Regions from separate parts of the Homo sapiens genome. Here region 1 is linked to region 2. Evidence: chromatin contacts called from ENCODE Hi-C or POLR2A ChIA-PET data. All regions are on one chromosome and are shown on one strand. Each heading gives the region's core, a stretch centred on a gene start or an enhancer-like site at or near the end of the contact. The rest is flanking DNA. Distances are from core to core; before and after follow the strand shown.

Evidence for each region. Hi-C counts contacts between places; a loop is a spot of excess contacts on that map. ChIA-PET counts read pairs that join two places held with the same protein, here RNA polymerase II (POLR2A). Pooled maps may share reads with other maps.
Region 1: a loop to region 2 is called in a pooled map, with 4 times the contacts of the local background. The contact joins the promoter of CLEC2D here to the enhancer-like site in region 2. A Hi-C loop is called at or near these places in 4 of 50 pooled maps. POLR2A ChIA-PET finds 5 or more read pairs at or near these places in 2 of 52 experiments (activated CD4-positive, alpha-beta T cell and activated CD8-positive, alpha-beta memory T cell).

What each region holds. Positions count from the first base shown.
Region 1 is chr12:9,668,463-9,671,162 of GRCh38, forward strand. CLEC2D (C-type lectin domain family 2 member D) reads left to right here and starts at 1,251. Exons shown (of 5, transcript NM_013269.6): 1 at 1,251-1,333. The coding sequence starts at 1,273.
Region 2 is chr12:7,969,345-7,972,044 of GRCh38, forward strand. No RefSeq gene overlaps it. Among named protein-coding and RNA genes, the nearest start is that of SLC2A3, 35 kb to the left of the region's middle. RefSeq lists enhancers at 1-7, 1,433-2,146. Within about 2 kb of position 1,412, at least 38 of the 41 ENCODE cell types and tissues checked have a DNase peak (open chromatin) inside an H3K27ac peak, as active enhancers do.

The DNA of each region.
Region 1 (2,700 bases), core at 1-2,500, 1.7 Mb after region 2:
TCTCAAGCAATTTTCAAATTATTAAATTTCACAGGAAAGGAGGTTAGGAAGAACTATGTGAAAAACAGACTTGAACTTTTGGCAATCACATGTTGTTCAGGAGACAAAACCAAATTCAACTTCCAAGAAAGAGAAGCAGCTTTGATAAAAAGCAGGTTCTCAGATGGAATTACTAGAAGGCTTTATCATAGGTCCTAGGACAAACTAGAAATGATGAAATAGTAAAGAAAAAGATATATAAAATCTTACAGAAACTGGAACTCAGTCCTAATGCAACTTCATTTCTATTTGATAAAGGCAATAGCTGTCCAATCTGGAACTTATTTCTTACAGGTAAGGGGGGCTACTGTATAGAATTCAAAAGCAGGGAAAATATGTTGTCAGAGTTAAGATAGAGATTGTATTTGGGGTAATGAGCGTTGCAGGACATGAGTAGGGCACATAGCGTGTTGGTATTGTTTTACGTGGTTTTAAGATATACTTCATCTAGGCACTTGTTACATGTTATATTTTTAATGAATGTGTTTAGTTGTATGCTTATGATTTGTGCACATTACTATAAATTATATTTTAGTAAAAGGTGCCCTTACTGGCATTTATATACAAGAAATCAACACATCTGACAAGAAGCTCTTGCTGCTAAAGAGCCTCTGTGCTCCTGGATCATGCCAGAGGGAGCACAGAAGCTGCACACCGTTCAAGCCCATTTTTGAAAAGTTGTTGTAGCAGCCATAGCAGCAAATTCCCAAAATATCTTGAAGAAATTGAAAACAAGATATTTTTTGAATGAGCGTAAACTCTTGGGAATGAATTTTAATTTGAGATTAAAATTGCTGTTGTCTTTACTTACCTAACATTCATTTCCTCTGAGAGCCAACTCCTTCCTTTCAATAAATTCTTATTTTCTATCATAATATTGCTTTGTACCGCACAAAATACAATTATAATTTTTAATAGTCAAAGAAATTTTAAGTTATCAAACATTAGTTTCTTTCGTAACCAAAATACTGTTAGAGAAGTAGCTTCAACTTTTTAAAATTCTTACAAACACCAGTTTATTCTGTTGTGATGAGCTGATTTTTGAAACAATTTATGCTTCATTTGTTCCTCTAGCTATATTTAACTTAAAGGCTTGACATTTTGAGTTACTGGGGCGGTTACACACTTACACGTTTTAGTCGTTGGGCTTTTTTTTTGTTTTGTTTTGAATCATTCTTGGGGTTGAAAACGTAGAGACTGTGGTTTAGATCACTCATAGAAACTGGAGGCAAAATGCATGACAGTAACAATGTGGAGAAAGACATTACACCATCTGAATTGCCTGCAAACCCAGGTAAGAAGCTGGGCTCTACAGAGTAAGTGTGAGGACTGGAATGGGAAGGTAGTGGTAGTGATGGGCTCACACAGGAAAGGTGCTGATCTAGTAAAAAGTTTTCAAGGATAAGAGATGGAATGTGGGAGTCCATAAATTGGCTTATAATTTGTGTAAAACATGCATATATTTATATTCCCAGTTCTAACAACTAAGGAGAGGGAACAATGAGAGAAAGATGTAAGACAATGAGATAAGGTTAAGTTTAGGATTGAAAATAACAGTTAATTTCACTAAAAAAAAATCTATACAAACTCTAAAGTGTTACTCAGATACAAGATACCATCATTATTACATAGGTAGAAAACCTATCATGGAAGCTCTTAAGAGAGAAAAGGTAGAAAATAGTATGTAAAGGACATTTACAAATCAAAAAAGTAACAAAGGTTGAGTAGAAACTTAGTAGGGCATTCTAATGGAATTATGTTACATTGGATGCACTGGAAATATATATATATATAGCTTTATATGATGCTTTAGTAAGTGAAAAAAATGACTTTTGCCACAGTTAGGGAATATCAAGGTTTTATAACTTAGGACTTAAAAGTTTGGAGTTTTCTCCTCCCAACTTAAAAGGTAATCAATTTGGAGAAAAGGTAATTCAGAGGCAGAAAAAGATGAACTCTAAATGTTGTTAAATGACTTCATTTATTTCTTCATTCATTGGGTATTTTGAGCATTTTATACCAAATGCTTTAAACTGTTTGTCGGATAGTTCCAACATCTCTGTCATGTCCTCCTTGGCTTGTGTTTTCTTTCCCCATGGAAGTTGACATTTTCGTGGTTCTTCATATACTGTGTAATTTTGGATTGTAATTTGAACATTTTGAACAAATATTTAGTTAGACTGGATCTTATTTAAATTTTGGAGTATATTGATACTATTGTTTTAGCAAGCAATCACCCTGGTGAGATGAAGACAATCTGTGGGATCTGGTTCCAATGTCAGTTCCATTCTGAAAGCCTTTGTAGTGCTATTCAGACATGTGCATCAACCAGGGGTGAAATTGGGAACTGTGCAATGCTCTACTCATTAGTTCAGGTCTTAGCATCTTTAGTGTGCCAATTAGAACCATATCTAGGCATGCATAAGTTGAGGGGCAGGTGAATCCAGGAGTTTATGAATAATGTTCATGGGTCTCTTTCTAAAGTTTCTTCCTCTTCACCATCTGACCCGTACTTTCAGGTTCCCAGGGGCTTCTCCTTTCCATCCTCCAGCTAGAAATGCGGGCCTCCTTTTATTCTGATGAACCATATACTTCTGCAATTATAGCTGCATCTTTAAGCTCATGTGGCAGACGGACAGTGAGAAAGAAGAAAAAAAAAGC
Region 2 (2,700 bases), core at 162-2,661:
GCGATCTCGGCTCACTGCAACCTCCACCTCCTGGGTTTAAGCGATTCTCCTGCCTTAGACTCCCGAGTAGCTGGGACTACAGGTGCCTGCCACCACACCCAGCTAATTTTTGTATTTTTAGTAGAGACAGGGTTTCACCATGTTGACCAAGCTGGTCTTTGAACTCGTAATCTCAAGTGATCCGCCTGCCTTGGCCTCCCAAACTGCTGGGATTACAGGTGTGAGCCACCATGCCCAGCCAAATCACCTGTTTTTAAACCATAGAAAAAGGGGAAGATAAATGTCAAAGGAGGACTGTATTTACAACTCAACAGTAAGGAAAATAAAGTCCTTGATTTAGATTCCCCCCCTTTCCAGTTTTCCACTTCTTTCTCCTCTCAAGCACCTTTTCTGCCTGGCAAGAAGCATGCAAAACAAACTACCCATTTGCTTTTCTTCTTCTTCTTTTTTTTTTTTTTTTTTTTTTTTTTGGAGACATAGCCTCACTCTGTCACCTAACCTGAAATGCAGTGGCTCGGTTAACTGCAACCTCCACCTCCCACCTCCCAGGTTCAAGCTATTCTCCTGACTCAGCTTCCCCAGTAGCTGGGATTACAGGCGTGCGCCACCATGCTCGGCTAATTTTTGTATTTTTTAGTAGAGATGGGGTTTCGCCATTTGGACAGGCTGGTCTCGAACTCCTGACCTCAGGTGATCCACTAACCTCAGCCTCCCAAAGTGCTGGGATTACAGGCATGAGCCACCGCGCCCGAACTACAATTCTTGGACGTCTCCATTAATTCTTACTGCTCTTCCATCCCCAATCTTGTCTTTCTCGGTGTCTTGATTACTTGAAAATCATCCCTTCGTCTCTGTTTCTCGAGCAGTGCCCCTTCCGCAACAGTACGCGCTCTCCTTTTTTTTTTTTCTTTTTTTCTTTTGAGGCAGGGTCTCAGTCTGTTGCCCAGGCTGGAATGCAGTGGCGCGATCTCGGCTCACTGCAACCTCCGCCTCCCGGGTTCAAGCGATTCTCCCGCCTCAGCCTCCCGAGTAGCTGGCATTACAGACGCCCGCCACCAGGTCCGGCTAATTTTTTTGTATTTTTAGTAGAGACGGGGTTTCACCATGTTGGCCAGGCTGGATTTGAACTCCGGACCTCAAGTGATCCGATCTCTTCGGCCTCCCAAAGTGCTAGGATGACAGGCGTGAGACACCGCGGCCGGCCGCGCTCTCCCTTTCTTGCACTCGTCTTTATCTTCTAAGCCCTCCACATGCTTTTAAACTGTCAGTCTTTTCATTTTTATTTCTTCCTCTTGGACGCATTTACCCAAATTGGCCCGAGGGAGGCTGAGACAGCAGATACGAAAGAAAAATGTGTGTATGCGTGAGTCTTTGGGTGGCGAAGAAGGAGGAGGAGGAATGTAGCTCGGGGCTCGGCCCCCGTGCTGGGATTCCGAGGGCGGGGGACAGGATGCGCGCGCGGCGGGTAGCGTGCCACACGGCACGTCCCGGCCGCTGCAGGAAGGCGGGGCTCAGGTCCCGCCGACTCCCACATGCTGGGGGACACCGGGAGCGCCTCCCACTCCCAGCCCGCCGGAGAGCCTTGCAATTTTCAGGAATCGGCGTCTTCTCTGGAAAGCCGCCAAAGGTTTTAAGAGGGTTTCGCCTTAAGGGCAGATGTTTTGTGCTAGGCCAGTAATCCTCAAACGTCCCTTTTAGCCCCACTCAGCTGTGTGAGTTTCCATCCCCATCCCCTCCTCTCACCCGACCACGTTGCCTCTTTAGCTGCAGGTCCTTTTATTGCTCTTCTTTCCCACGTACACTCCACGTTTCACATTTCACGCTTCCACACAGCCTCCTATGTTTACAAACTCTCTCCCTTCATTATGCCCGAGCAGCACGCTGAGTCTTTTTTAAAGTCAATTTTATGTATAAAATGTACACAATACAATTCAAACCTTTTAGGTGTGCAGGTGGACGACTTTTCTCTCTCTCTCTCTCTCTCACACACACACACACACACCAGTGTTGCCACTACCCCAATCCGCACAGAAATTTTCATCATCTTAGAAAGCTCAGCATCCTGAATCTTGGGCAGTTAGCCTGTCATTTTTCAATCACGACTTACAGGTTTTCTCCCTCACGCATTCACTTTTTCATATGTTGGTGAAATATTTACGTAAGTACCACGTATGAACCAAACACTACGGAAACAGAAACAACCGGGAAACTAGAGCAACTCAATGTAAAAGGGAAGGCGCATACAATAAGACACATACTTTTGTTTCCCCTTCACCTATAGTATTTCTGCTAATCCTTCCCCTTCCCCTTTAAAAACAATTAAAAAAATTTTTTTGTGAGTATGTAGTAGGTGTATATATTTATGGGGTCCATGATGTTTTAATGCAAGCATGCAATGTAAAATAATCACCTCATGGAGAATGGGGTATCCATCTCCTCAAGCATTTATGCTTTGAGTTACCCCCTCATCTTTTTAGACCCTCAGACAACTTAGTCAGCTGACCAATCCTTCCTGAGAAATAAATGTTCTTTTTCACCCTTTTTTTATGTCTTCCTGAGGAAGGCTGACGGTGAATGAAGCGCATTAGACTGAGAATAGCTGCTGAGTAGAAAACCGGTGGGAAAACAGAGAATTTCCTGGAGGCATGGGAGGGGCACGCTGTAATGAGTGGGAATGTCACAGGCGCTGTTTCAAAAAGA